5 separate regions of the Homo sapiens genome follow, and all the other regions are linked to region 1. A link is a loop called in an ENCODE intact Hi-C map of the cell type or tissue named here. Cell type or tissue: GM12878. All regions are shown on one strand. Each heading gives the region's core, and the rest is flanking DNA. Links, peaks and the distances in the headings are about the cores only. Region 1 overlaps ASMER1 (adipocyte associated metabolic related lncRNA 1). Region 2 has its middle 160 kb from the start of ASMER1. Region 3 has its middle 160 kb from the start of SAMSN1-AS1. Region 4 has its middle 77 kb from the start of HSPA13. Region 5 has its middle 44 kb from the start of RBM11.

Region 1 (6,144 bases), core at 595-5,594:
GCACATTTCTGCAGCTGGATTGAATTTCTCCCCAGAAAATGGGTTTTTCTTTTCTATCACATTGTCAGGCTGCAAATTTTCTGAACATTTATGCTCTACTTCCCTTATAAAACTGAATACCTTTAACAGTACCCAAGTCACCTCTTGAATGCTTTGCTGCTTAGAAATTTCTTCCATCAGATACCCTAAATCATCGTTCTTGAGTTTAAAGTTCCACAAATCCCTAGGGGAGGGGCAAAATGCCACCAGTCTGTTTGCTAAAACATAACAAGAGTCACCTTTGCTTCAGTTCCCAACAACTTCCTCATCTCCTCCTCTGAGACAGCCTCAGCCTGGACCTTATTGTCAATATCTCTATCAAGCTTTTGTTCAAAGCCATTCAACAAGTCTCTAGGAAGTTCCAAACTTTCCCACATTTTCCTGTCTTCTTCTGAGCCCTCCAAACTGTTTCAACCTCTGCCTGTTACCCAGTTCCAAAGTTGCTTCCACATTTTTGGGTATCTTCTCAGCAGTACCCCACTCTCAGTACCAATTTACTGTATTAGTCCATTTTCACACTGCTGATAAAGACATACCCAAGACTGGTAAGAAAAGGAGGTTTAATTGAATTTACAACTCCATGTGGCCGGGGAGGCCTCAGAATCATGGCAGGAGGTGAAATGCACTTCTTACATGGCAGCAGCAAGAGAAAATGAGGAAGAAGCAAAAGTGGAAACCCCTGATAAACCCATCAGATCTCGTGAGGCTTATTCACTATCATGGATAGCACGGGAAAGACCAGCTCCCATGATTCAATTACCGTCCCCTGGGTCCCTCCCACAACATGTGGGAATTCTGGGAGATACAATTCAAGTTGAGATTTGAATGGGGACACAGCCAAACCATATCAATGTTAAAACAAAATCCTAACATAATTTTTTGTCTTACATATTGAACTTGGAATTCCTGGCTTTTTATTTACTTGGAACTTCAAAAATTGTTATAGATATACCACTTTTTTTTTTCTGTCAGGACCTAATTCTTATTTTAAAAAGTTACATGATGTCAGTTTCAATTTCTCTTGAGATTTCACTTGGATAACACAGACTATCACAATTTTGCCTCTAATTCACTCTCTGGTGAATTGCTCTGCTCTATCATTAAGGTTTTGAGCCTACCTTTATAAAATGGGCACAAAAAGGAAGTAAAAATTATGGTTCTTACATTCACTTCTTATGCATGTAAGAAAGGATAGAAAGATAATTTGGAGCTATATTACAAAATGAGTCAGAATCTGCCTACTAGTTCTGGAGGTCTTTCACAAACTCTCAAATTCTTGGGAAAACACAGCACTCTTTTAAAATGTCATGTTACATGGCCATTCACTGCCTATTATACTACTACACTCAAGCCCATGATTTCAGAAAGTCCCTCTCAAAAGGAGGTTCAGAGTGCAACTAGATTTTTATAACTACCATTTAAATCATCAATATAGAATATGCTTCTTTGCTCTTAATTTACTTTTCATTTCTATTTGGTGGGGAGTTCATCATTAAAATCCTCCCTGGAAGGTTTGCAAAGATAGAACTTTGGTTGAGGATGGAGGCAGAGGCAGCACTGGCCAATCCAGACTGCAGGGATCACTTTACAGGTCTTGAGAAAAAATAGTGGTAGGAAGGGAAGTAAGCAGGAGAGAGGAATTAACTAAAGAGAAGTAAAACGTGTCTTGTTTAAACTAGTGGAAGCAATGAAAATTTAGCAGCCATTGTTTGTCTCTTTATTCCTTATTTATAAAACTAAAGAGTAAACTATATTTTTAGGTTAGGTTTTAATTTATGGGAAAGGGAAAGAAACCTAAAAGAAGCCCCCTGCTGGCCACTCTAATTTCTGCCCTATTTGCTCCTTAAAAAAAATAAAAATAAAAATATCCTTACCTTTCCTATATTTTCCTACATTTAAGACATAATTTAACCTTTTATTGTTAACTGAGATTTATCATTGTTATAAATGCAATATACAAATATAAATCTCTAAAGGCATTTCAGTAATTTGTCTTTTATGACAAGAAGAAAATCATCCTTTGAAAGATATGTATCTTGTTTTAAATTTGCATTTAAAAGTCTATCACTAGTAGATTAGTTTTGTTATTTTGCTCTTAATCTGAGCACAAAATAAGTTTGTTTTGATTATCTCAAACTCTGGGAGGTCTTTAAAATTAAATAACAAATCCGAGTTTTATTCAAAATTATTTACAACAGTCTTTTGTCTTATTCTAGAAAATTAAGGGGACTACACATAGCAAAAATCCCGAGGCTGTGTTTGTTTCACGCTGTTACTTGAATCTATGATGAAATCATTTCCTAGGCTTATTCTTTAGAAAATAAAACTCCTTAGGGCAGACTGACCCGAGTTGCACAGGAATGTAAATAAAAATGATTATTTCTCTCTTTACATAAGACAAATATTTTACTACATTGTGTACTATAATAATCTTTCTCATGGCCAACACAGAAATATTAGCATCTACCAAATATGGTTAAATCCTCAAAGCCTACTTATAAAGCAAAAGCAGCACTGGAAATTGACATCACTTACATTTAGTCACATTTTCAAAAGAGCATGATTAATGAAACAGAAGTGTTCTCATGGAGCGTGTGCACCATGTGCTAGTGACAGTTATATCAGAACGAACTACATGTAGCATTTATCTTCCTTTTGCTCTGGTATCTCCCGAGTGAAACGCTTGGGTGTGTATGAAAAGCATAGGGAGAATGACAACTCATTTGGTATTGACTTGGCCTTTGTCCCAGCTCTCTCTTACATCATCAACCCCTTCCTCATCTCTGCTGTCACTGACTTTGAGAAAGCACATGGTTCAGCCATTTGACATCCTCTCTGTAAGACCAGGGATGAGTCTGCTATGCGTAGCTCTGTTTATTAAAACCTCAATTTTAAGAAGGTTACCATTCTACATAAAACCCTTGACCTCTCAGAGTTAGTGGTATGAGCCTAAAAGTTGCCAGGACATGCTAAACTTTTCCTGAGAAAGAGTCCAGTCAACAATTTTATGACAATCCTTCTGACCTGAGCTTTGCTTAATACCATCAAATAAGTCACAGGACAGTCAGGAGATTGGAAATGTATCACTTGATGAGGTTTTTCAGATTGATAACACGAGGGTAAGCAACTGTGTCATCCAGGAGGCTCCAAAGTCCAGGGTCCATTCAGGGCCAACTACAGCAGTGCCCCTTCCTAAGTCCAGGCCATTCACACCAACCGAAGCCCAGCAGGGGGCAGCTTCCCAAAGCTAAATCTAAAAAGACCATAGCCAGCCCAGCTGAAAGTCCCAGGAAAAGGCAATGTTGCCTAACAGTCATGAGACAGCTGGAAAAGTCCCTGCACCTGACACACACTGTTACAGACAGTGCTGCCTCATAGACGTGTAGAAGGCACATCAGGGAGAGTGTCGGGGTCAGGCCAGAAACTTCACATTAAATCAGGGAGGATTTGTTTGGGGCTCACATTTAGACAGAGAACAAAGACTTCTCTGTCATTTTTGTAGTTTTGTTCATTTGTATTTGAAAATAGCAGTTCTCTCTCTGGCCTGACTGCATCCCTTTGATGGTAACTGAAGCTTTCCATTGCAGCGGTGCTCCTGACGGGGGCGACATTGAACCTGCTCAGGGCTCAGGGCTCCTCTTCCCGGCTCTGTGGCCTCCCCGAACATGAGTAACACTATGGCCTGCAAAGATAGGACTTAATTGTCCTTAAAAGGAAAAATGCCTGCATGACCAGAGTTGGACCAAGCCAGAACAGGAGCCCCTGAGAAGTGCTAGGTACATTTTTAACAGTTCCTGTTTACTTTCCATAGGAGATTATGAGAAGAACACAAGAGCACATTTATAAGTAGTTTTCATGATTCATGTTATCACTGAAACCAGATGCTATTCTGAATCAAACAACCCTGAAGTGATGTGCAATTCTAATATCTGCTTAATTAATCAAAATATTCATTAATACGTAAGAAAACACATTCTGTTTGTGTTTTAGAGTACACATTTATCACATGCTCATAAATACTTAAATACAGGAGGTATGCTTGGCAGATAAATTATTAACTTTTCAGAGATCTGCAGATTTTAGAAAGTTTTGGGGGGAAATTAAATTTTAATAAAACAGCATTTTACTTAATTACAGAAAAATCAAATAAAATTATTTTCTAGATTCTGAAAGAAAAACAAATAGATTATAAACTGTAAATGCCCTTTGTCTTATGATAACCTTGCTAGCTTTAGTAATTGTATAATATTATGAACCTTGGGAAACAGTGCAAAGCATCAAAAATCTTATATTAACATATATATTGACTCTAATAAACCTATATCTGTATTAGTGTTTAATATTGATTAAAATTGCTTATAAGTTTATATTAATAGGAAATACATCCTGATTTAGTAGGATTTTAATAACTACAATCATGTATTGCTTAACGATGGGAATATGTTCTGATAAATGCATCAGTAGGCAATTTCATCATGTGAACATCAATATCATGGTGTACTTACACAAACCTAGATGGTATAGCCTACTGCTTCTAAACTACATACCTGTACAGCATGTTACTGTATGTAGATGACTGTAACACAATGGAAAGTATTTATGCATCTCAACATAGAAAAGATACGGTAAAAATATGGTATTATAATCTTATGGAACCATCATCATATATGCAGTCTATTCACTAAAATGTCATTTTGCGTGATAAGGGCATTTACTCCAATATTGCTTTATTAGATTGGCATCCTTGCTGACTCAAGACCCTTTCCTTATGTACTGATGACCACCTATTGATTCTCAGAAAGTCTTATATTCTCACTCTTGTGCCACCCTCAGTTATTTCCCTCTGCCTTTCACAGCTAACTGTCCACTTCACACCACTAATCAACTGCTGTGAACTTGGCTTTTACCTTGATCTCAGCTCTTCCAAAAGTCACCAATCATTTCCTAAATGCAAAATATAATGACCTTTTCCCTGTGTCCATCATACTTTGTATAACATTTGATATTGTAATGAGTTGAATTGAGTCCCTCTCAAAAAAGACAAGTTGAAATCCTAACCTTCAGTATCTCAGAATGTGACCTTATTTGGACACAGAGTTGTGGCAGATGTAATTAGTGATGAAATGAGGTCATACTGGAGCAGAGTTAGCCCCTGATCCAATATTACTGGCATCCTTCTAAGAAGATGGCCATCTGAAAACATATACACAGAGAGGACACACTGTGACAATGAAGGCAGAGATTGGAATTAGGAAGTTGCAAGCCAAGGAGCATCGCAGATTGCCAGGAAACCACCAGAGGTTAAGAAGGGGGCAAGGAAGAATCTCTCAGAAACGTAAGAGAGACTGTGGCCCTGGTGATGCCTTGATTTCAGACTTCTAGCCTCCAGAACTGTGATGTGATCAATTTCTTTGATTTTAGGCAGTTTATGGTGCTTCATTATGGCAGCCCTAGGAAACTGATAGTTACTACTGACCAAGGCTTTATTCTGCACTTACCACAATTTTTTAAATGCTCTTGTCCACAGGGTTCCATACACCATATTTTTCCAGAAGCCTGGCTACAGATTTCATAGGATCACAGGATTCTTTACTGCCTCTCATCTCCTATTTCCTTTTTTTTTTCCAACAGGATTTAACTCTGTGTTGCCCAGGCTGGAGTGCAGTGGCACAGTTATAGGTTCACTGCAGCCTCTCCATCTCCTGGGCTCAAGTGATCATTTTCCCTCAGGTGCCCAAGAAGCTAGAACTACAGGCGTGCATCACCACACCCAGCTAATTTTTATTTTTTCATACAGATAAGGTCTCGCTTTGTTGCCCAGGCTTGTCTCTAACTCCTGGCCTCAAGGGATCATCCTGCCTCAGCCTACCAAAGTGTTGGAGATACAGGCATGCACCAGCATGCCCAGCCTGATATTCCTTGAAATACCTCAAGCCATCCTGTAGTATCAACTACCACAAATATGTGAGGGCTGCTCCAGTTCATATCTACATCTTGAACCTCTCTAAGTCTCCATGGGTCAACCTCCTGTGTTTTCCTGCAGCACACCAAAGTGTGCTCAAAAAAGCAAATGAAAAAGAATACAAAACAGTTGATACTCACTTG
Region 2 (6,144 bases), core at 774-5,773, 100 kb before region 1:
ATTTGTAAACCATATATCTGACAGGGGGTTAATATAAAAATATACAAGAAACTCAATAGCAGAAAATAAAAATAAAAATAACTATCTTCAAAGAAGAGATACAAATGACCGACAGGCATATGAAAAGACATTCTTCACTAATCATTAGAGAAATGCAAATCAAAACCACACTGAGGTATCATCTCACACTCATTATGATGGTCATTATAAAAAATTAAAAATTAAAAAAATAAAGTGTTGGCAAGGATGTGGAAAAATTTGAACCGTGTGCACTACTGGTAAGAATATAAAATGATGTTGCCACTATAAAAAAAACAGCATAGAGATTGATAGAAAAATTAAAAATAAAAACTACCATTTGATCCAGCAATCCCACTTCTGGGCATTTATCCAAAAGAGCTGAAATCAGGACATGGAAGATATTTGCCCTTCCGTGTTCATTGCAGCATTATTCACAATAGATAAGAATTAGAAACAACTGGTCGGGAGCGGTGGCTCATGCCTGTAATCCCAGCATTTTGGGAGGCCGAGGCGGGCAGATCACGAGGTCAGGAGATTGAGACCATCCTGGCTAACATGGTGAAACACCATCTCTACTAAAAATAAATAAATAAAAAAATTAGCCGAGCGCGGTGGCAGGCAGGTGCCTGTAATCCCAGCTACTCCGGAGGCAGAGGCAGGAGAATGGCGTGAACCCAGGACGGCGAGCTTGCAGTGAGCCGAGATCACGCCACTGAACTCCAGCCTGGGTGACAGAGCGAGATTCCGTCTCAAAAAAAGAAAAGAATTAGAAACAACCTAAAAGTTTATCAGCAATATGTATGGATAAAGAAAATGTACTATATATTTATACAATAGAATATTATTCAGCCATAAAAAGAAGAAAATTCTGTTACATAGATATACCTTGAGGACATTATGCCAAGTGAAATACGCCAGTACAAGAAAGACAAATAGTACTTGATTCCACTATGTGAAGTATCTAAAATAGTCAAACTCATGGAAATATAGAGTAAAATTATGGTTTCTAGATGCTAGGAAGAGGGACAAATGGGAAAATTGCTGTTCCGTGAGCATAAAGTTTTAATCATACAAGAGACAAAATTTTCACAGATCTGCTCTACAACATTATGCTTATAGTTAACAATGCTGTACCATACACCCAAAATTTAAGAGGAAAGATCTTACGTGTTTTTTACCACAATAAAAAAATTTTGTAACATTCACAGAAAAAATTTTTTTTTACTTTATTTGTACATATAATGGAACCTTTTGATCTACAGCTCAAAGGCAAAAAGCAATCATTCCAAATTAAATTATCTTGGTTAATATGGCTGTTTACAATAGGGAATATGGCTCATCACACTCCAACTGAAAAATAAAGACTTTCTAATCTCAATAGCCTGGCCTGTAATAAGAATATAAAATTATAAACGCAAACTTTCAACTCCCAAGTGAAGCATGAATTCCAGAGCCACTGTATATTGAGAGTGGGGAGAAGTGTATGCTTAAGGGTAAGATTCATATTTTATATTTTATCTCCCTGGAGGAACAGCGTCTCTCCTCAAAGAGAGAGCCATCACAGTGTAAAGCATAATACAATGGCAATCAAAGGGGCATCCACAGATAACCATGTTCATTACATTGCCTTTAATTGCTTTAGCCTAAAAGACAGCAGCCCAAAAGTATAGATCCATGGCAGATCATTGTACTTAAACAGTCAAATATGTATCCTTCATATTTTAAAATATAGCCACTGGCCCACCAAATAGGAGTTCTACTGTCCACTTCTCTCACACTGCCTTCTACACAGTATAAAACCTTTCATCTTGACATAATTAGAAGAATCTTCCAAACAAGTAAAACTATGACTTGCTCACATGCCTACTTTTCCCACATGACCGTGGCAAAATCAGATATTGTCAGACAACTTGAGGACCTCAATTCACCATAGAATTTTCATAAAATGGTTAAGAGGTAGGATCCTATGGTTCATGGAGGAAATTTGGGAAGAATTCATGCTTAGGCTAATAAAAAATACAGTTCATTCATTCATCTCCATGAAGACAGGAAAACTATGCCATTCTGATCTTCACTGTATCAATCAATGGTCTGTAATTGTTCAGTAAAAATTCTTCAAATGAAGGAATGTCCAAAGTTGTCTGGATTCAGTCTGTAAAAGAGTAATTAAGCTTTTGCTTTTGCTTAATATACATGCCTTGACAGTATATTAAAGTGCTTAATTAAGCAGCTTTTTTATGGTCACAGAAGTCTTTGTGATATTTAACATTATGAAATCTACATATTCAGAGCCACCTCTAGTCTATAAAATTAAAGTATTTACATATAATTTAATCACATATTTTCTTCACAAAAGGCATTATTTAAGATATGGCAACTAAATCAGAGAATTCTGGACAATTGCTTTTGTTCATAATTTTATCCAAATGATGAAGTTCATAATTACACAATGTTACAGTTATGAATATATTAAGGTAGACCTTAAAAGCTCACAGCAAAAGAGTAACACAGTGTCTGAGATTGTGCAATGTACCAAAGAGGATATTGACTTTACTCTGGATAATACGCAGACAAATTTACATTTATGTCTTAAACTTAACCCCTAACCTTATAAATGATTGAATGCACCCAGTGGCTTATTTTCTGTAAATCAGTAAGTAACCTCAAATGAATGCATCAATTTTCATAATGCATGCATTGTTAGTATCATCTAATATTTTTATTTCAAGTAAATAACCATATTATTCATGCTAGTAGCTGGTACAAACCTTTACCATTCTTCTTAAATTACTTAGCTGGACTCACCCACTCATTTTAACAGATGGCCAAGCCTCCTACCTCACAGAGAAAATAGCAGCCATCAGTCACAAACCGCACCTCTTGTATTATCTGCATGTTCCCCAGCTTTCTCTCCTTCCCTTCTGTCCCAAAGGATGTCTTGCCTGTCTTCCAAAGATAACACTTTAATCTGTACTCCTGATTTCATCTTCTTCCTTTCTTCCTCTCTATGTTTACTGAGTGCCTTCTGATGCCAGAATATTCTAAGCCTGGGGACACAGTGTGAAACAAGACACAAAGCCCCTCTCCTTGTGGACTTTGCATTCTATTATGTGTCCTCCAACGCCTTTTCAATATTCACCACCGTTTTTTGAATCTTCACTGTATCCTCTGTCGTGGCTGTTCTCTTTTAGCTTACAAACCTGTCTAACTTGTCCTCATCCTTAAAATGAATCTGCTTATTTTGCTGAATTTGAAGGCATGTATTTCCTTCCCTTACTGCTGTACTTCTAGAATCAGCTGCAGTTTCTGTTTCTACTTTCACTTCCCTTTTTCACTCCTCAGTGCACAGCTATCTATTTTTCTTTTGTTCTCTGTACTCCAGTGAAACATTTATCCTCAGCCTTTGACACACTCTTCCTTCCCTTGAGTCCTCATGAATCCTAGGACAGAATATAGTTTATTCTTCTGGCTACACTTTTTGCTACTGCTTCATTCTCTGCTTGCAACCTTACTGTTTGACTCCCCAAGATTTCTTCTTTGGCCTTCTTTTCTCATTCTGCCCATTCTTCTTGAATCATCCTACCCACACCCATGGTTTCAACTACTACCTATGTGCTAACAACTCCAAAATTCTGTTTTCAGAGCCTTCTGAATTCCTTATCTATATTTTCAAGTACTCCAAAAGCATTCTCATTTAAATAGCCATATCATGTGCTAAAGATGTGGTACGTATTGCCACAGAGAAACACAGAGAAAATATTACCAGCTGTGATTATAGAAAAGCTCCAAAATCTCAGTGGCTTAATAAAATATGAGTGTTTTGTTGTTGGTGGTGGTGGTGTTGGTTTCATTTTTGCTCACGTAAGGTCCAGTTGGAGGTGGTGGTGGCGGCAGTGTGGTGTAGAGGGTAAAGGTGGTTCTGAGACCCAAGTTCATGAAGAATCTCCCCTCTATTATGTCGCTTGCCAGGTCATTCAAGAAAGTTTTATCCAGCCAGTGGATGGGAAGAGAGTTTGGAAGGGGTGGAAGATTTTATGTGACAGTTTTGGAATTGTTATATTTTCACTCACATTCCATTGAACAGAATTCAGTGACATGGTCCCACCTAGATCCAAAGGGGTTGGAAATGATAGTCCATGTCTGGGCAGCCACTTCATAGCATCCTCTATATTATGCAAGAGGAGCAAATCTTTAGTAGTTGGTTAAAAGTGTTTGCTACAGAAATCCATAGGTGACCTTTCTAGACAGAATTTTGTTTCTGATCAGTTGAATAAGGATCGCGAAGAGTGAAAGTGGAGACGAACAGGGTGATTCTTTTCTGGAAGCACAATGTTAGTGTTTAGGTGCTCATTTAATGTTCTTAGAACCAAAATTTGGCTGTTAGGGAAACGACAAAGCTCAGGAAGCAACTGATTTCTCTACCTTCCATTTTTATTTCCCTTAATCCAAACTTCATATAATTTGAATGTCAGAGTGTCATATGTTGCTGGATATAGTTTGGATGTTCGTCCCCTCCAAATCTCATGTTAAAATGTAATCCCCATTGTTTGAGGTGGGGCCTCATGGGAGGTGTTTGGGTCATGGAGGCAGGTGCCTCATGAATGGCTTGGTGCCATCCCCATGGTAACAAGTGAGTTCTCGCTCTGGTAGTTCATGCAACTGCTGGTTGTTTAAAAGAGTGTGGCACCTCCCTCCACTCACACCATGTGAGAGGCCCACTCCCTCTTTGCCTTCCACCATGACTGTAAACTCCCTGAAGCCCTCAGCAGAAGTAGAGACTGGCACCATTCTTCTTGTACAGCCCATAGAAACATGAGTCAATTAAATCTCTTTTCTTAGTAAATTACCCAGTCTCAGGTATCTTTATAAGAACACAAAAACAACACTAACACGTTGCCCTCCTTCATTCCTTATTATTTTTTCTTTAAATATATAGTTATTTTTCTAATAATAAAAGTATAGATTAATCTTTCCGAAACTCAATTAATTATTTCATTCCCTGAGTTAAGACATTCAATAATATCTCCAATGATTCCAAGAGGAAGTGCGAACACATATGATGTCATGAAAGGCGGTACAATGGCACTCCAGCCAACCTTACCTGCCTTTCACCGAGCTTTATTGTCTGCTATCATTCTGTACCACTTTAGCACCCATAAGGTCTATTTTCCACTGCCAGAAAGCAGATGGCAACAAAGAAAATGCTGGCAGTACTATTCCCCATGTGGTTTTTGTTTAGAGTCACTATTGAGAAGCATCACACAAGACATGGAAAGCAAATGCCTCCAAATCCAAATTCCAAAGATTGGGAGGGCATTATTCCCCAGATATTGTGAGCAGACACATGGGTGGTCATGAGATTTGAAGCACATTCTGAATGAACACTTGAAAATCACCTCAATAAGTATTCTGCACTGAGATAGTCTTTATCTCCCCGAAAGCCTTCCAATGAGAATAAACTTCTAATTCCCTGCATTAAACATTTCAAACTTGCAATACGTAGAGTAGCTGAGATTTCCTTGAACAAACCTTGACATATAATGTCCATCATTATGCCATAACGCTCTCAAGTAGGGACACACACACACACACACACACACACACACACACATAAAAACCAAAATTCTTACCATTACCAAAATCCAATTCATTGTTTTGATACATGCTTTTCTGTATGGCATGTCCTTTTCCTGACATTTCTGTCTGACAAAAGTCCTGTTCATCCTTCAAATTCAAATACCACCGTCTAACTGAGTCCTTCCATAATTCCCCCAATTATAGACACATGCTCCTTGGGGAGCCCATAACATCTTATTCATACCACTTACATGGTATTTATAACGTCATTTATATGCCCTCACCTTGTAGAGAGAAATTATGTTTCATTACACTCTGTGGCCTTAGTTCTTAGTACAAACATTGTCGTATAGTAAGCATTCAATAATGTGTTGGATAAATGGTCCATTTTGAAACAAAATGTCATTAATGTAGGTGAACATTTTCTTCACAGCATACTCTGAAAATTGGGAGAGTAAACCTACATGCTGGGAGTATACTTAAGGCTCACTGAAGCATTTCAGGCACCACCCCCTCTCTCCAGTAGGACACAAGCATGAGAGACAG
Region 3 (6,144 bases), core at 573-5,572, 130 kb before region 1:
AGGAAGTGACCTTATTTGGGAATAGTGTCATTGCAGACGTCATTAGTTAAGATGAGATCTTGCTGGAGTAGAGTGGGCCTTTAATCCAATATAAATACTGTATTTAAGAGAAGAGACACAGAGAAAACATAGGGAGAAAATGGCCCTATGATGGTGGAGGCAGAGAATGATTGGAATGATGCATTTATAAGCCAAGGACAACCAGCAAATAGCAGAAGCTAGAAGCAAGGTAAGATTCTTCAGGTTTCAAAAGGAACATGGCCCTGCCAACACCTTGATTTCAGAATTCTTGTCTCCAGAACTGTGAAAAAAAGAAATTTCTGTTGTTTAATCCATCCAATACAATAAAATAAACATATCTGAAAGATTTTATTTAATTCATCAATTAATGAGGAAACGTCTACAATATCACAAACCTTCAAAGACTAAATCAAAGTACTACACATGTAAAAACAACAATGCTTAAATAAATGTACAAGTGAACACAAAAATGGCTTATTCTGTGGGAGTGAGAGAAGGATTTGGAGAAGGAGCTTAATTGTATTTCCAATGGGCAAAATTTACTTGTATGGCTAAGGATAAGAATCATTTGCATTGCTGTTAGTCATATACAGTTGAAAGAGTTGTAAAGTAGCTCAAAGACAACAAAAGGTACAGACAATCCATGGATAGTCGTGGAATAGGAGAACCCAGAATGTATGAGTAGACATAACCTTTTTGGTACATTTTAAAATCTTTCATGATTTCTTCCTGTATCCATAACAAAAAGCTTTTAAAACCAACATTCATTTTTAACTTTATATTCTATTTTTTGAGGCCAAAATGATTTAGAAACTTCAAAAAATTATTTACGAAGGAGTAGTCTAAATTATAAGAAACTGTAAGTTTTCTGAGAAACAGAAATTAAAATTCTCAGGTGAGTGGGAAGGTTCCATTTCTTAAATCCATTTTCCATTTTTCTTAAATTTTACTTATGATTGATTTCAATTCAAATGTAGGAAGACCCAGTTAAAAGTATAGTAGCTAAATGAATTTACAGATAGTCTAAGACAAAAATATGAGTTTGAATAAAGTTTATTTGATTACTATATTAAGATAGAAATGTTAGCTGCTCTAACAAACACCTGTCTCTCAGTTTTAATGAAATAACATTTTATTTCTTGCTCATAGGAAGTCCAAAGGTATTGGGCAGATTTCTTAGATGTCTCTCCTTCAAAGCATAACTCAGGAATCTAAGTTCCTTTCATTATATGGTTCTGCCATTTGGGAGCCTTTCACTTCCACACACACACAGAACACAAATGAAAAACCTCATGAGAGATGTTAGGTACTAAGCCTGGGTTTGACTTTCAGTTCTTGTCTCAACTAGGCACGTGGCCCTAACTCAACTGCAAAGAATTCTAAGAAATGTATTCATCCTGAGTGCACTGAAAAAGACAACAGGTTTCTCAGCAGCTAGCCTATTACTTCTATCATCCTTCTTACTTATATAATTAATTGCCAGTTACAACTGTTCCTCGTAAACCATGATAATTGATTTGACTTATCTTTTTTAAATTCTTTTAATTTATCTCTATTAATTTATAGCCAATGGAAAGTTGCCCAACTTTCTGACTTTGTCACTCTGAAGACCCAGTATGGAAGGTTCTTAACAGCAAAAGCTGTATCACATTCAGAAGAGGACAACCACATGGAAATAAATGAGCAGTGAAGCTGACAGGGGTATCAATGTGTCTTTCAATGCTTCGTGCATCATCAGCTATTTATTTCAATATTTTGTATGTCATCAGCACTTTGTCTGACAGCTCCATTTGTTCACTTTTCATACTTCTTTTGGGTGAACAGCATGTATAAGAGCTCCATTTTGGAACAGCACATTAATCTTCCCTAGTTAAGGGATGACTTGTTCTCACACTTATCATTGCACCTCTCTTGTGATATGACATCACCCCCTCATTTGCTGAGATAAATGCCAAACAAAAACATCACACCGGCATCTGAATTTCTACATTGTCTATTTGATTTGTATCACAACTTTGAAATATAAGGAAAGGAGGACACTAGTCATTAATGAAGCTACTTTTTTTTCTTGGCGCTTTTATATTTTCTACAAGATTTGTACTTAATATTGAGAAACTCTGACAGTCCTAAGCCAATTCTGTGGCTTGCCCAGTAGGTTAAATCAAGTTGTGCCAGAAAACCCAGACATATACCCATCTTCCACACAATGGAGTGGCAACCAGCCTCCCTTGTCCTTCGGCATCCATGGCAAGTTTGTCCTCTAGAGCACTGAGTTATATGACCCATGAGCCAATGGCTGCATTTACAACAAAGACCCGTGAAAGTTGTAATTCATTTACAAATAACTCATGAGTTCAGTCCTATCCAGAAGGTGATGCTGAAATACTGCACAATAACAATGTTTGTTTGCCTAAAAAGGACATTCAGCAGCAATGGTTCACTACAGGTTAGGCACCATATTTCAATTCCTAATCAAATTCTATTTGGACCTTTCATTTCCTGAAATGACCCTGAAAATGTTATCTCTACTCTAGCTGTCACCCTTCCTGCTTGTGATCTCAGTTTGAAATCTAAGTATTAGAAACCGTAGAAGACTGTGGCTGGATTTGGCATTATTCCAGTTCACTATGAAGACACATTTAAACTGAAAAACTTACATAAACTAAGTGAGATGAACTGGTCTCCATAACAGGAGAAGGTAATACGATGATGGCTTATAATTTGGAATAAAAATCATGTAGTGTCTTTAATATCTTTCACCCACAAGACATTATGTGTATAAAGACTTAGAAAATTAGAAAATAATGGGAAAACACCCAAATGTCCAAGAGCAAGATAATAAATAAATAAATTATGCTATGCTCAAATAATGAAATAATATGCAACAGAGAAAAGCAATAAACTACAGGCATGACTGACAATGTGCAGGATTCCCATGAACAAAAATGTTAGAAGAAAATGTCAAATGAACACAGAACAATATGGTATAAGATTTTGTATACAAACTTTTAAAACGTACAAAAGGATATTATATACAGCTAAGAGTACCTGCAATTATTGTACTAAAAACACAGTGGAAGATAAATACCGGTGGCTCCCTCTAGAGGCAAGGAAGAAATGAGACGTGATCAGAGAGGAATGCTTAACGGCACTTCAAATGTGCAGGGCGTGTTTTATTTGCTAAGCTGGTGTTCACTTTATTTTTCTTTATACTCTCCTTGTATGTGTAAATATTTGCAAAATAAAATGTAATAAAACCATGTAGGTGGCGATCCCTGCCCTTAGAAATTAAAAAAATCTTATTATGGAGAAAAGATATTTGCACATTTTTTCAACTTTATATATATTTTATTGTTGCAATAATATAGACTACAAGAAATTAGCTTATTAAATAAAATCTACCTTCATTCATATATATATAATACTTTGAGTTCTGGAGCACGTGTGCATAACGTGCAGGTTTGTTACATAGGTATATATGTGCCATGGTGGTTTGTTGCACCCATCAACCCTTCATCTACATTAGGTATTTCTCCTAATGCTGTCCCTTCCCTAGCCCCCACCCCCCAACAGGCCCCAGTGTGTGATGTTCCCCTCCCTGTGTCCATGTGTTCTTATTTTTCCACTCCTACTTATGCGTGAGGACATGCAGTGTTTGGTTTTCTGTTCTTGTGTTAGTTTGCTGAGAATGATGGTTTCCAGTTTCATCCATGTCCATGCAAAGGACATGAACTCATCCTTTTTTATGGCTGCATAGTATTCTATTGTGTATATGTGCCACATTTTCTTTATCCAGTCTATCATGGATGGGCATTTGGGTTGATTCCAAGTCTTTGCTATTGTGAATAGTGCTGCAATAAACATACGTGGACACTTGCACATTTTTTAAAAGGTAGACGACAACACAAGATGACAAATGTGTAAATTCCAAATGAATCTTACAGATAACCTGATAATATTCCTGGAGTCTTCAGGGAAATTTTATTTGTGGAAATAAAATGTCTTATTATCAAAAAAGCAGATGGAAACAGGGAGAGGACTAAGAAGAATATGATCCATGTCCATACAATTATAATGTATATCTTCTTACTGGAATGTTATCTCCATGAAGGCAGGATCATCTGTTGTGTTTAGTGCAAATCTTGAGTCCCTGGTATATCCTAGGTAAAACCTACGTACAATAACTTTCATGGAGGGAAGACTGGTATTCTCTAATACCAGTATTCTTGAGATAGAAAACTCATAGACATTCTGACAGTTTAGTAATATACAGTGTTTTACACAGCAGTTCTCAACCTCATAGAACTCCTTTTTCCAGAGAAAACATATGGTAGATATTTTAGGTTTAACATTTGTGGCTGACAGATCTGTATTGCATGAGAAAGAGAATGTAAGGGTGTATCTGATAAAGCAACTAGTTTGATCTCTTAACCTGAACCATGATGCTCCTGTAGCAAATAAAAATTAAAGTGGAACAATAACAACTAAATCTAGGACACTTCAACCATTGATGTCAAAAATACTGAATTGAGAATTAGTACACATAAAATAAAATTTACTCTGTTGTTTGCACTTGATCTAGAGGTTGTATGGAAAAAAATAAAAACAGAAACAGAAAATAGTGATGGATTTTAAATAGTTCTTTGTGTCCTAAAAAGCCAACCAAACAACAACAACAAAAAACATAGATCTCAGAGGCCTTTGCAGGCTGTACATTTCAAGACCAGATAAAAGGTGAGAGGTCTCAAGTGACAGACCAAGATGGGTCACAGGATGCCTGAGAAACCACATGATTAGGTGCAGTCAGACGAACAACTGTAGAGTCAGTGAAAAATCAATCTGGTAGTGACAGAAGCCTATGAGTGAAATGTCTTTTCCATATTTTTTAGCTATCACTCTGTCAATACACGCACTTGAAACTGGATGCACTTGAGAATTAAAAGATGTTAGATCTATAAAGCATTAGAACAGTGTCTACTAGGTACTACTCAATAAATACTGTCTACTTTGCTGAAGTAATAAGTATATTAATAACAAAATTTTTAAATATTGAATTAAATTTTTTTATTGTATATACAGAAGCTCCTTCAATGCTATCTTTTATTTTCACCATGGCTTCACATTAGCCTATCACAAAATTCTACTCCTTACCTACGATCTCAGTGAGAGGTTCTTGCATTAGGATGTACTAAGAACACCAAAGAATCTAAAGAACTCACGGTTATGGCAATTTCTACAATGAAGATAAACAGGGATTATGCAGTTTGGTTGACATTCAGGTCTCCAGTATGTGCTCTTTGGCCTTTCGTGGTCACACTATGTGCTGCTCTGCTTCTATTTATATCATCTTCATCAAATAACAGGCCTAGTAGGAGAATTGTAGGCAGGGGGTGAAGGAAAAAACAAAATGTATGAAACCTTCAACCAAACACAGTGACTTTATGTTACCAGTACTGGTGGGAGATTTGTTATAGGACTAAAAAAGATGCAGAAGAATTCATATAAGAATCAGGAGATCCAAGGCCTACTCTAATTTGCCACTAACTATCTGGGTCACCATGGGACTAATTCCTTAACGTCTGTGAGTACAATACTATACTCAAATTAGAAAATCTTCCAGATCCCTCCCATTCCATATTTATGATTCGTTGATGTTGCACCTTCCCAGATAACCAAGAATCACCTATAAATAGGAAGGGGCAGGCATTTCTCTTTTCTCATCACATTCTCTTTTCCAATAGGTGTTACTACCCTCTAATTTTTTTTTTTAATAAAATCCTCTAGCAAAGGCAATGATTCCTCTATTACTCATCATGAACAAGAGTGCCAGATATGTTTCCTGACTGATAGAAATATCTGAATAAACACGTGGTGCAGTGTCAAAAGCCCTGGACATGGAAGACCTGCAGCTAACCTCTGATTTACTACTTACTAGCAGTTTTACTTTAGAAGTGATATAGAAATTATAATATTGGTGGCTATTGTCTTGGAGATTTTGTCTTTGATTTCACTCACTTTAGAGAAGAGCAAACACCCTCAGTGAGACAGGATAGATACTGCCGGAGACATGATGGGAACCTAGTGATTTTTCCCCCAAGACTTTGAAAACAATTTTTTGGTTTC
Region 4 (6,144 bases), core at 630-5,629, 560 kb before region 1:
TTGTGGCCAGGCGCAGTGGCTCATGCCTGTAATCCCAGCACTTGGGGAGACCAAGGCATGTAGATCACCTGAGATCAGGAGTTCGAGACCAGCCTGGGCAACATGGAGAAACCCCGTCTCTACTAAAAATACAAAAATAGCTGGGCCTGGTGGCTCATGCCTGTAATCCCAGCTACTTGGGAGGCTGAGGTAGGAGAATCGCTTGAACCAGGGAGGTGGAGGTTGCAGTGAGCTGAGATCACGCCATTGCACTCCAGCCTGGGCAACAAGAGCAAAACTCCACCTCAAAAAAAAAAAAAATAAAATAAAATAAAATAAAATAAAATAAAATAAAATAAGCATCGCATAGCGCTGGAATTTGAATGTAAGTCAATTCACTCTAAAGTGTTTGCAATAAGCCAGTGTAAGATCCTATTTCCCCAAATTTTCTGTCTCAGAAAATAGTTTACAATCTTAAAACACTAATCAGCTTCAGAGAATGGCTTGAAGTACCAAAACATCTGTCGTAAAGAAACTAGAAAGGCAGGGAGAAGAGTTTAGCTATAAAGAAAAAGGTAATAGGTAGAAGTGAGAGTTGGTCAGCAGGAAGAGTGACAGAACTGAGCTAGACGGAAACTGTCTATGGAGTTCTATGGAGTTCGTGCCTTACAGCTGGGATGTTGCCAGAGTCTGGCTCAGAAATAAGCTATTGGAGGTGGTGGAGACATAAGACTGGGGAATGGTCATTCCCTCCTTCTGCTCCGCTCCCACCCCCAAAATACCGCAATTTAAGAAAATATTCTGATTCAGTCAAAGTGGAAGCAATTTAGTTTTCTTTATGGTTGTACCATCATTTTTTATCTTCACGATTGTGTGTGTGTGTGTGTGTGTGTGTTGTTTGTTTGTATGTGTGAGTTTTTTTCTTCTATGATATAGATTGGCAGATCATTATCGTGTGACTCATTTACAGATCCTCAAACTTTATGCATGGGAACCCTCCTATAAAAATAAGATTATCAAAATTCGAGATCAGGAATTGGAATTTCAAAAATCAGCTAGGTATCTTACTGTATTTTCCATGTTGACATTAACCTGCATTCCATTCTTGGTGAGTGTATGTCATATTTCCTGTTTTGATTTTCAAATCTGATTTACAGATTTACCTCCAAATTACTTGGAATTAAGATGTATAAAGTTAAATATTATGTATCTGAATTAAAATTGTAAAGAAATACATTCATTAACTTATGTGGATTAGAGAACAAAAGTTACAAAGAAAGGGAAAATACTGTATGTGTTTTCATTGGTCTGTATTTTTTAAACACAATAAGATTTACTTCTCTGTAAATTTCTCAGAGATTTTTCATATATGCCTATATCTCTTAAAAATATAATCTACATTTCAGAGTTTCATTCCAGTTTTAAAGCTTGATATGTATGACTGATTCCTTTTAAGCAGACTCAAAGGGCCTATTATATGGAGATGAGAAGAGAAGCAACATTTATTGAGTTGTTACTGAATGTCAGGGAAGTTACATACATTGCCTTATTTCAATCTCACAATAATAAGGCATTATTTTTCTCATTTCACAAGATGAAATGGAAGTCCAGAGTAGTTGGAAACATCCTCAAAGTTATAAAATTGGTATTTAGAGGCAAATTGACATGAAGTGACATTATTCTCTTTCTATTACACCATAAACATTGGGAATCCCATGCTATTTTAACTAGAATATAAATTGCCTTGGGATATGAAGCCATGGGCAAAAGCCAAAGGAAAAGCAAGCCACATATAACCGGAGCATCAGTTTTAATCAAAGTTGCCACTCTATGTTGATAATTAATTTTTTTGTATTTCAACAAACGTGAGTATTATGGAAGTGAATGCAATATTTACATTTGGAATACATTGGTAAGACCATCCAAGATGTATTTGCTTAAGCCAGTACTATATACATGATAGTAAGTCCATTCTCATGCATGAATGAATTTTTCCTGCCTTTTCTAGATGAAACTTATAAGAACGAATATAAATCTTAGCCATGATTTATTCATATCTTCCTCAGTTAATCTTATGACACAAAGAAAGAATAATTATTATATATAAGTCAGAATGTATGCAACTGGAATATAAGTTTACATAAAACTTCTGAATTTAAAGAAATGATGAACTGGTTTACAATGTAAATGGGAATAATAACTGTGGTAAGAATATAACATGTCTTACAAGAAAAGCGCTGGACCACATGGTCTCAAGGATGTCATTGTCCGAGATACATGAGTTTATGACCCTTACTAAAATATATTTTATGTTCTTCAGCAAGAGTACTAAATTTCAGGAAACAAACACAATTATTTAGATTTTATTTTCTAATTTTGGGGACTGTAACTAATAATGTTATCAGTAGAAATTTGAAGAAAATAACACATCTCTATTTTTTAGGTGTCCCTGGCAACCTTGTGTGTCTATTTCTTACTGGATGAAGGAAACATTTTAACAGCCACTAAAGTGTTCACATCGATGTCTTTGTTTAATATTTTAAGGATTCCTCTGTTTGAGTTACCAACCGTGATCTCAGCTGTGGTCCAGGTACATACAGAATACCTTAAACTAGGAATTATTCCTTTACTGGAGTCTATGGTTTGTGACATTTTATTTCTTTGTCTTTTTAATTTTATTTTATTTCACTTTATGTAGTTGTTTAACACTGCATTCAAAATTAGTTTTCCTGAATTAAGGAATAATAGAGAACATTATAGAATAAAAAGAATCATGTCTTCCTTGCTTGTGCTTTTTTTCCATCAAAGTGACTTTTAAATATTTCAATATGTTATTTTGTTTTCTTGTTAAGTGTTAGATTCTCTACTTAGCATTTTTAAAGCTGGTGTTAGCCACTGTGCCATTACAGGATTCATTTCCTGTTTCCAACGGAAAAGTTATAATTAGGTGCTTTGTATGAAACTAGATCGAATGTTTTCCCAGGGTTCAGCAGCATTTCATCTATACTGAATGAATAAGCAGGGAGACAAGCACATTGATAATATCAGTCAGCCAACAAGCCAAGTGTGAGATGTCTGGGTCAGCCTGCTTTTAGTTGTAATCTCCAGTTCCTGGAGGCTGTTTAGATGCTAGATACAATGAGTAGATGGTTGCTAAAGCCACAGGAAACCCAGAAAAGTTCCTTGATCCTTTTGCCCTGAGATTTATGGTTACATTTTTTGGATGTCAGGTTTGGCCATCCTCCATTCAATTATTTTCCTCAAGTCTGGATTCATAAACAAAGTGAATATTTGCTTATTGGAATCATCCTTTAATCTAAGAACTTTACTCTTTAAAAAAATATTATTTGAATAAGGAGTAACATAATTGAATAGTAAAAACCAATTAAGCTATTTTTGTTACATCTTTTTCATGTTATTTTTCTTAAAATAACCAACAGAGGGCATAGAAGAACCGCTGATGTGATGCTTTTAGCATTTGATTTCATAGCACGCTTCTCATAAAGAAAATGTCAGTTCTTAGAGTAACAGTTTGGTTCTAGTTTTGAAATTAGAATCTAGCTAAAGGTCCGATATCAAAGCCTTTTCCAATTGCTAGCAGTACTCTGCTACCTTCATTTAAGGAGACCATTTTTCCAAAATGGAAAAAAAAGAAAAAGCTAACTGTATGTTCTGATTTGACACACTTGGTAAACAAAACTACAGCCCAATTACATCTTATGTGTTAACGATACAAGTCCCCTAGCACAAAGTAAATAAAAATGTACTAGAAATTGTATGTAAGTCAGTTTTCAGAAAACAATGTAATTTTATTTATCCTAATGTAGCCAAACATTTTATAGCTATTTTACTATATTACTATTTCCTATTTCACTATAATTGAATGTTATTATTATCAACATTATAGTTTTGTTTATCATCAGTAGCAGAATTCACTCACCGATCTTAAAGTTGCTTTTAAAGCCTTATTTTTCTGTATTACAAGAAAATATCACCCTACACCTGTTAGGATGGCTATTATCAAAAAGTCAAAGAATAACAAATGTTGGCAAGGATGTCAAGAGAAGGGAACCCTTGTGTACTGTTGGTGGGAACATAAATTGGTACATCCGTTATGGAAAACAGTATGGAAGTTCCTCAAAAAATTCAAAATAGAACTACCATACGAGATAGAAATCCCACTTATGGGAAAATATCCAAGGGAAATAAAATTACTATGTTGAAAAGATATATGCACTCCCATGTTCATTACAGCATTATCAGGAGCCAAGATATAGAAACAACCTAAGTGGCTATTGGCAGAAAAATTGATAAAGAAAATATACAAACAATATAATATTATTCAACATGGCAGAATATTATACTAAGTGAAATAAACTAGGCACAAAGAGACAAATACTCTGTTATCTCACTTATATGTGAAATCTAAAAAAGTCTAACTTACGGAAGCAGAGTGAAGAAAAGTGCTTATTAAGGCTCAAGGGTGACATTGGGGTGGGGTGAGGTGAATGAGATGTTGATCAAAGATTACAAACTTCCAGTTATAAGATGAATATGTTCTGGAGACCTAATGTACAGCGTGGTGACTATGGCTAATGATAGTGTATTGTATACTTGAAAATTGCTAAGAGAGTAGATGTTAGGTATTCATATACACAGGAAAATAAAGGTGCCTACGGGAGGTGATACATAATCTAATTAGCTTGATTGTGGTAATCATTTCAAAATGTGCATGTATATAAAAAAAGTTGTATACCTTAAATATGTATAATTTTTCTCAATTATACCTCAAAGAAGTTGGGAAAAAATCAATCTTTCTATAATAATTAAGAGTTATTATGGCTTTTCTAGAATAATAAATAAGATTTTCATTTCTTTTTCTTATAACTTTCTGCATAGATGACATTAGCTTTGATCTTTGATTCTTGAAACTGCCCTTTGTCTTTAGAAATGAATGTATTTATAACATTAAATCAATTCAAACTATGCTTGCTATATTTATCTCAATATCTTTAATTTGCGTAAAAATTCTACTTAGCCTGTAAAACGTAGTAAACATTTTTTAGTTTAAATTCTACTTGAACCCCAGATAAATTCCATCTGTGCTTATTTTGATAGACAAAGATATCCCTGGGCCGTTTGGAAGACTTTCTCAACACTGAGGAGCTTCTTCCTCAAAGTATTGAAACGAACTATACAGGAGGTCAGCACTTCCTCTTTTCATTCATTACTTATTTGACTTCTGGGTTGAAGGTAATTGGTTCTAAAATGCATCATTGTATATTTTTTTTCTTCCTTAGATCATGCTATTGGGTTTACAGATGCTTCTTTCTCCTGGGATAAAACAGGAATGCCAGTTCTAAAAGAGTAAGTCGTGGTTTGGTGAATTTTTTTTAATGTTAATATTGGGTTCTAAAATGCTCCATATTTTTATTTCTTAGAGGTTTTTAATAAGATTAATATACTGAAATTAACCTCTCATTTTACCTTTCATTTTCGTGGTGATTTTGCTGTCCTTTTTTCTATTGTTTCTTCTGTCTGCAGCACTTTATTGTTCATTCGTTTGCATTTTGGAAGGGTAGGTGTTTGTAGAAAAAGGTGAAAAGCAACAATTTCAGCGATGACACCAAGTGCTGCATACAGTGACTTATCTAGGAATATATTTTAAAAACAACCACAAAAAGAATTTCCTATGTTGTCTCCCTTTCTTCTCATGCAGCTTGAACGTAAAGATTCCAGAAGGAGCTTTAGTGGCTGTTGTAGGGCAAGTTGGGTCTGGAAAATCATCCATGCTTTCTGCCATTCTAGGGGAAATGGAGAAACTTACCGGAGTAGTTCAAAGAAAGCTAAAATAAAAAATACATTCTTTCAACATCTTCTAATGTAACAAGCTATAGCCAACTTGTCATTAGTGTCAATAAGAATTTATCAAGTTGAATTGAAGATGCAAGCATTTAATGGGCATTTCTAGTTTATAAGAAACATTTCAATTTCCATAGAAATTGATGAATGATGGGTAGATTAATGACAGAATTCTGTTCTCCAAATACTTCAGCAAATCATTTATAAATGCTTATGGTAATTGTTTGATGATATTAACTGAATTGCAACCAATTATAGAGAAAAGAATGTGATTTATATTGTAATTTGATTAGGTTTCTATGT
Region 5 (6,144 bases), core at 661-5,660, 600 kb before region 1:
ACATTTATTAATCTACATAGTAGATTTATATTTGTACACATATATCCTATTGATTGTATTTCTCTGAAGAACACGGATGAATACGCTACTGATCTTATCATCCTTCCACCCTCACATTTGCCCATACTTTATACAACCGTTTGGTATTGCTATTTCACTCTTTAAGGGGTGTATCACAGGTTGGGTTCTACAGGAAGCAGACTCTGTGATGGAGTTTAGCATACAGTATGTTTCCTAGAGAATGCTCTTGGGATCGCCACCAGTGACAAGGAAGAGATGTGAGCAGCAATGGGCAGAGGAAAAGGTGAAGAGTGAAGGAGGCCACTGCCTCTTCATAATCGGAGCTATCCTGTTTTGCACTGAAGTGGTCTGGTCTTTGTACCCCAATGTCTACCAGTCATTTACTGTAGCCACCACAGAAGTGTGTGGCCTTTGGCCAGACTGCTCTTAGCAGCTGAGACAACCCTGTGAGGACTTGGCAACTAAAGGCTCTCTGCTGGCACCTATCCCAGCAAACTTTGGGGTGACAAATCCTCCTTGAAGGTTGTCTGGGTGGTGCAGCTTCATGTCCCCCACTGGGTCATTCCCTGATTGCTTTTATTACAGATTCTCTCCCTGCAGTTTTTCTTTGTTTCTTTCTTTTTTTTTTTTTTTTTTTTGAGACTGAGTGTCACTCCTGTCGTCCAAGTGGGAGTTCAATGCAATGGCGCGACCTCAGCTCACTGAAACCTCCGCCTCCCGGGTTCAAGCGATTCTCCTGCCTGTAATCCCAAGTAGCTGGGATTACAGCCACCTGCCACCATGCCCAGCTAATTTTTTGTATTTTTAGTAGAGACAGGGTTTCAGTATGTTGGCCAGGCTGCTCTCGAGCTACTGACCTCAGGCGATCCACCTGCCTTGGCCTCCCAAAGTGCTGGGATTACAGGCGTGAGCCACCGCGACCAGCCCCTCCCTGCAGTTTTGAAAGAGAACTTATTCATAGTTACTACCTATAGTATTGATGGAGAATTTATCAATAGTTCCTATCTGAAGTTTTGAAATAGAACTTATTGATAGTTTCCCAAATTCTGGCTCCTTCTGGGAAACATCTAACCTCCTCCTTTTTTTCTCCAGTTGGATCTCTTGAGATTCCTCTATATCACCTTCTTTCCCCCCGGAATTACTCCCTAGCTTGCTTCTTGAAACTAAGTCGGTCTAGGTATGTTCTTTGAGTTCTAGTCCCCTTTTCTCTCTCATTATGGGTCTAGTTTAGCTTCTGAATACTCAAACACCCTCTGTATCTTGAAGTTTTAGCACTCAGCCAGCTTGTCCTCTGTTGTTTCTTAGAGCTAACCCTGTTATCTGAGTCAGAATCCATCTCTACAAAAAATACAAAAATTAGTCAGGCGTGGTGGTGCGTGCCTGCAGTGGTGGTGCATGCCAGCTACTTGTGGAGTTGAGGTGGGAGGATCACTTGAGCCTGAGAGATCGAGGCTGCAGTGAGCCATTTTCACCCCACTGCACTCCAGCCTGGGTGATAAAAAGAGAGCTCCTGTCTCCAAAACAAAACAAAACAAACAAAAAAACAGTCCAACTACCAACTATATGTGACTTACAATAAACCAACTAATGGAAAAGGAAAGGTATACTGAAATATTGAAAGTAACAAAATATAAAATCATACACCATGCAAACATAAACCAAACAAACAAAAGCTGGTATAACTTTATTGATATCAGGAAATAGAGACTTTAAAGCAAACATTATTACACACGTGATAAAGAGGGCACTTGAAAATAATTGAAGATTCAATTCACTAGTTTGAAATAAATTTAATGTTGTGTGTACTTCATATCATATTCTCAAAACACATAAAGGGAAAAGTGCCAAAAGCACAAGGAAAAATACCCAAATTCACAATCACAGCAAAAGATTTTACACACTTTTATGCATAATGGAAAAAGCAAGCATACAGACAAATTCATAAGAGATTTAGACAAATTGAACAATGCAATTAGTGAATTCAATATCTTTGTTTATCTTTCTATATCCATCTGACTGCCACCCCACAAACAAGAACACTGCACAGTTAGAGACGGAAACTTATACAAGGTCATAGAGCAAGTCATTAAAAATTGTAGAGTTTTAAATCATATGTATATCAAAGGTTGGTAAAATATGGACCAGAGGCCACCTCTAGCCTGCTGCCTCTTTTTGTAATAAACTTTTATTGTAATAATACAGCCTCACTCATTCCATTACTATTGTCTGTGGTTGCTTTCATACTACAATGGCAGAGTTAAGGAATTGTGTCAGAGACCTAATGTTCCCAAGATTTGGGGTTCTGCTAACTTAGTGATCTTGGTTTCCAAGGGAGGAATGCTTCCACCAGAGATGCTTTAATATGGTTCCATTAAACTGGAAGCTGAGCCCACACGTGGCCACTTGGAGCTCCCCATGCTAGTAAATCAACAGGAAAAGAAGAAAATGAATGTTATGGCTGGGAAATTAATTCTGACTATCTGGAGGATATGGATTGCTACTACAAAAAGCGCTGAAATAGAAGTAGGTCTAATCCACAGTGAGTTGGTTGTTATTTAATCTGTCCAGTAGATGGTGCCAAAGTAATATTCGTAGATGATTAGGCATTCTCACAGGCTATTCCAAGATGAAGATTTGTTCCCACAGCCAACCATCCTTTTTTGCCTTGGAAAGGTGAAGTCTACATTTGCAATTGCTAATGCCAGCTGGACAGCCCCCTGCCTATATATTGAAACTGGATGGTAGTGCTAGTTTTACTTTTGGTATTGAAAGAACAAAGGTCAAACCATTATCTTAGAGCTTTTATAGCCCTTTACTGATAAGTTTTTACGAAATCATAAAATAAACATATTCTGAAATTAAATCAGAAAGTGTTGTGAACATGAAGTCAACAATTTACAGTCATATATCATATTTTTAATTTTAGAGGCTATTTGAAAGGTGTGCTCTATTTTAAATTCACACTACATACACTGTTTTTTCCCAGTGTTAGCCTTCAATCCTAAACAAGAGCACTTGTTAAGTACTGTTTGATCTTTTATAGAGGCTGTTCCATCAGCTGAATAGTCAAGACGCTGTAAAGGGTTTCAGTTTAAATTTACAAAGCTATACATAATAAAAATCATTTGCTAAGCAAAGTAGAAGAAAAGTCAAAACATAAAAGGATTTAATTGTTTTTGGCAAAATGGTTGAGAGCACAGACTCTGGAGAGAAAAAAAATCTGGATTCCAATGCTTGTTCTGTATGATCTGGGACAAAGTTCTCAGGTTTTATTCTGAACCTTTTGTTTCCTCAGCTATATAATGCAGGTAATAATGGTTTCTTCCTCATAACTTTGCTCTAAGATAACATGAGTACAAATCCCTGGGAATATGCTTAGCATGTAAGTCCTAAATAAATGCTAACAATATTAATTATATTATCATTATTTAACAAATGTTGAACTTTGTGAACTCATGTCTAAAATATCAAAATTTTAATGTGTAATTTGGACCTTTCATCTACAGTAAATTTGTCTTTTTTGTTTTTAAAATATCTATGGAAACCATCTTTTGTTATAGAATGCAATGCTGTCTTCCATTTAAATAGCATGACACTGAGTATATTTAATTGAATTTGAATGGATTTCAATTAAATCAGGATTTAATTTGTAAATCAGACAATTTACTCATTCTTTTCTCTGAATGACACATTCTGGTTCAACAGACCAATATTTATATTCTTGAAAATTTAAATATAGTTGCAAATTTTGTATTAAAATATAATAAATATTTCAGAACTCATACCTCATGGATTTCAAATAAGGCATCCTACAATATAGTTCCGTTGATTCTGTAGCTACAATCAGACACGCGTTTTGTTCGAGTTCTAAAAGTTTGCTCGAGCCAACTTTAATGGGACCACTGAAACTTCCCAACAGTTTCATTTACAGAGGTTGCTGCACCTGTGCTACATTGAGAACATATCAATAAAGCCTTGACAACTTTGAGACAGCCAATTAAAAAGAGCTCCCCAGAGAATCTCCAATCGGCCTGTGCACTGGGAGGACAGAGTGGAGCCTTGGGAAGTTCCCCCCATTTGCAGGGGGAAGGAACCTGGTCCCTCCTCTTCCTGTGAAGTAACCTGGGATTCTATTTGTGAGATGGGGGCCTGTTAACAGGAACCCCTCTTGTTTTACTGTATTATTTTCCTTTTTGCCCAATAAATTCCATAATCCCCGCACCCTTCAAAGTGTCTGTGAGCCTAATCTTTCCTGGTCCTGTGACCAGGAAACAACCCAATTTTTAGCTGAACTAAGGAGAAAGTTTAGTAAGGAAATTATAGTCTACCAAAGGATTAAACATATTTTGATGCAATAATCATTGAAATCTTATTTATTATATTGGCATAAAATTATATCAATGAAAAAATAGAAGTTTCAGAAATAGACACAATGGATTATGATAATTTAGAATATAAAGAAGTACACATTGAATATTGGTGAGCTGAAGAAAGTTCAGAAATAGACACAATGGATTATGATAATTTAGAATATAAGGAAGTACACATTAAATATTGGTGAACTGAATAGTATTTAATCAATACTGTGATAAATGAATTGTTCAGAAAAGACTAGATGCACACATTTTAACATATTAAAAAATAAATTCTAGAAAGATTAAAAGGGCAATTTTTTAAATCAAATGTTAAGAAAACCAATCTTTTCAAAAATTCTGCAAGAGTTTTAGTGCTATTTGCATAGTATGACTGGGAAAGTTTATCTGAAAAAAGTTAAATGGCCTGCCTGGGCCACAATGTTAATTAGCAGAAGAGCAAGGAATCAAATACAAATTGATTTGAACATAAAACCTACAATTGTTGATTAAAATTCTATATAAATTACTTAGAAGAGTCCTCAGCGTGTTTTAGACTAGATAACCTTATTATTAGTGGTGGTGATGTCATCATCACTATCATTATTACCCACAGAGCAGGAAGATGAGTGTAAAGTTAAGTGAAATAAATGTATCAATTTATAAATAAATAACATTCTGGGGACAATGTAAGTTACTAGTATGCTTTTGGATAATGTTGCCAAAGGTTAAGCAGAACCATTAGAATGCTGAAACCTCCTGAACTAGTAATTCTTTGTAATTCATTTCAAAGTAATAAAAAGAAGTGAGTAAAAACACTTCTGCACAAAGAAGCTTATGTCATAGTAAAAACTTGGAAATAATAAGATGTTGAATAATTGACATTATTAAATTATGCTACATTAGCATAATAAAATATTAGGTAGTTATTTTTAATGATAATTATGGGGATAATGCAGGAAAACTATTTGTGAAACCTAAAAATGGAAAAAAATAAATGTAAACATGGTAAAATTGTAACTAAATGCAATAATAGAGCTTATTTAAGAACTGGAGCACAGAAAATTACACATAGAGTTGTCATGGGGTGGAGGTGAGGATAGAGTTTAGGCGATCTTTTTCTTTGCTCTTTTTAATGTTTTCAAATGTTTTTATAAAATAGGCAGTAATACATTTAGGCAATTTGCTTAATATGTTCATGGATATAATTATAATTTCCAAATATAAATGTAAGTATATTTGGCTAAGTTCAAAATAATGTGAGCTTTAATTAATTGTTTCAGCGATTTCAAAGAGAGAAATTCAACATGTTAAATAATATAGGTTTTCAGATTTCTCTTTCTTTTTGTTCAAATTTGGAAAGTTTTTTTATCCTTAAATTAATTCTCAATTAATAATCATTGAGGGAGAAACTGTATCTATATTTTTATAGGAATCTTCTTTAATGAAGGTTAATCACTTTGGTAGTCTTTGAAGAATTTAAAGACTTTTCCGACTTCTCTCTCTGTTCACTAATGTGCAATTTTGAAAGCCAAATTAATGAAACTCTTCCTTGCATAGCTCATCCTTATCCCATAAATTCATCTAGTTAAAGTAAATAGGAAGATAATGACTACATTCTTGTGTCATAACCACCACCTTTGCTTTAATATATAAAGATCGATGGTGAGTCGAAGTATGAGAACATTGACCAAGGAGGAGGCTGGAAATGAGGTTGAAATTGTGAACTAACCTGTTGTGACCTTTTTTTTAAACCTTTACAGTACACATG

Evidence for each region. A loop is a pair of places that touch in the nucleus more often than their neighbours do. Peaks named below come from ENCODE experiments on the same cell type or tissue, not always from the same donor. Only the 100,000 strongest peaks of a DNase experiment are listed, where the experiment ranks them.
Region 2: a loop joins it to region 1, with 2.8 times the contacts of the local background. A loop is called at or near these places in 3 of 110 quality-filtered maps.
Region 3: a loop joins it to region 1, with 2.8 times the contacts of the local background. A loop is called at or near these places in 4 of 110 quality-filtered maps.
Region 4: a loop joins it to region 1, with 6 times the contacts of the local background. A loop is called at or near these places in 3 of 110 quality-filtered maps.
Region 5: it touches region 1 in a loop (2.8-fold over the local background); 28 of 110 quality-filtered maps call a loop at or near these places.

The regions. Positions count from the first base shown.
Region 1 is chr21:14,861,155-14,867,298 of GRCh38, forward strand. All of the region lies in intron 1 of ASMER1 (adipocyte associated metabolic related lncRNA 1), which reads right to left. Among named protein-coding and RNA genes, the nearest start is that of ASMER1, 54 kb to the right of the region's middle. RefSeq lists an enhancer at 3,524-3,573. In GM12878, for the core only: CTCF peaks have their summits at 1,844 (motif pointing left), 3,274 (motif pointing right) and 3,637; a DNase peak (open chromatin) is centred at 3,633; H3K27ac peaks cover 925 bases.
Region 2 is chr21:14,759,979-14,766,122 of GRCh38, forward strand. No RefSeq gene overlaps it. Among named protein-coding and RNA genes, the nearest start is that of ASMER1, 160 kb to the right of the region's middle. RefSeq lists enhancers at 3,102-3,221, 3,382-3,511, 3,562-3,621, 3,752-3,811. In GM12878, for the core only: no CTCF peak of the experiment used is centred there; a DNase peak (open chromatin) is centred at 3,343; H3K4me3 peaks cover 1,975 bases; H3K27ac peaks cover 3,244 bases.
Region 3 is chr21:14,735,013-14,741,156 of GRCh38, forward strand. No RefSeq gene overlaps it. Among named protein-coding and RNA genes, the nearest start is that of SAMSN1-AS1, 160 kb to the left of the region's middle. In GM12878, for the core only: a CTCF peak has its summit at 3,121 (motif pointing left); DNase peaks (open chromatin) are centred at 1,319, 2,539 and 3,095; H3K27ac peaks cover 1,851 bases.
Region 4 is chr21:14,303,274-14,309,417 of GRCh38, forward strand. No RefSeq gene overlaps it. Among named protein-coding and RNA genes, the nearest start is that of HSPA13, 77 kb to the right of the region's middle. In GM12878, for the core only: a CTCF peak has its summit at 3,431 (motif pointing right); a DNase peak (open chromatin) is centred at 5,209.
Region 5 is chr21:14,257,285-14,263,428 of GRCh38, forward strand. No RefSeq gene overlaps it. Among named protein-coding and RNA genes, the nearest start is that of RBM11, 44 kb to the left of the region's middle. In GM12878, for the core only: a CTCF peak has its summit at 2,601 (motif pointing right); no DNase peak of the experiment used is centred there.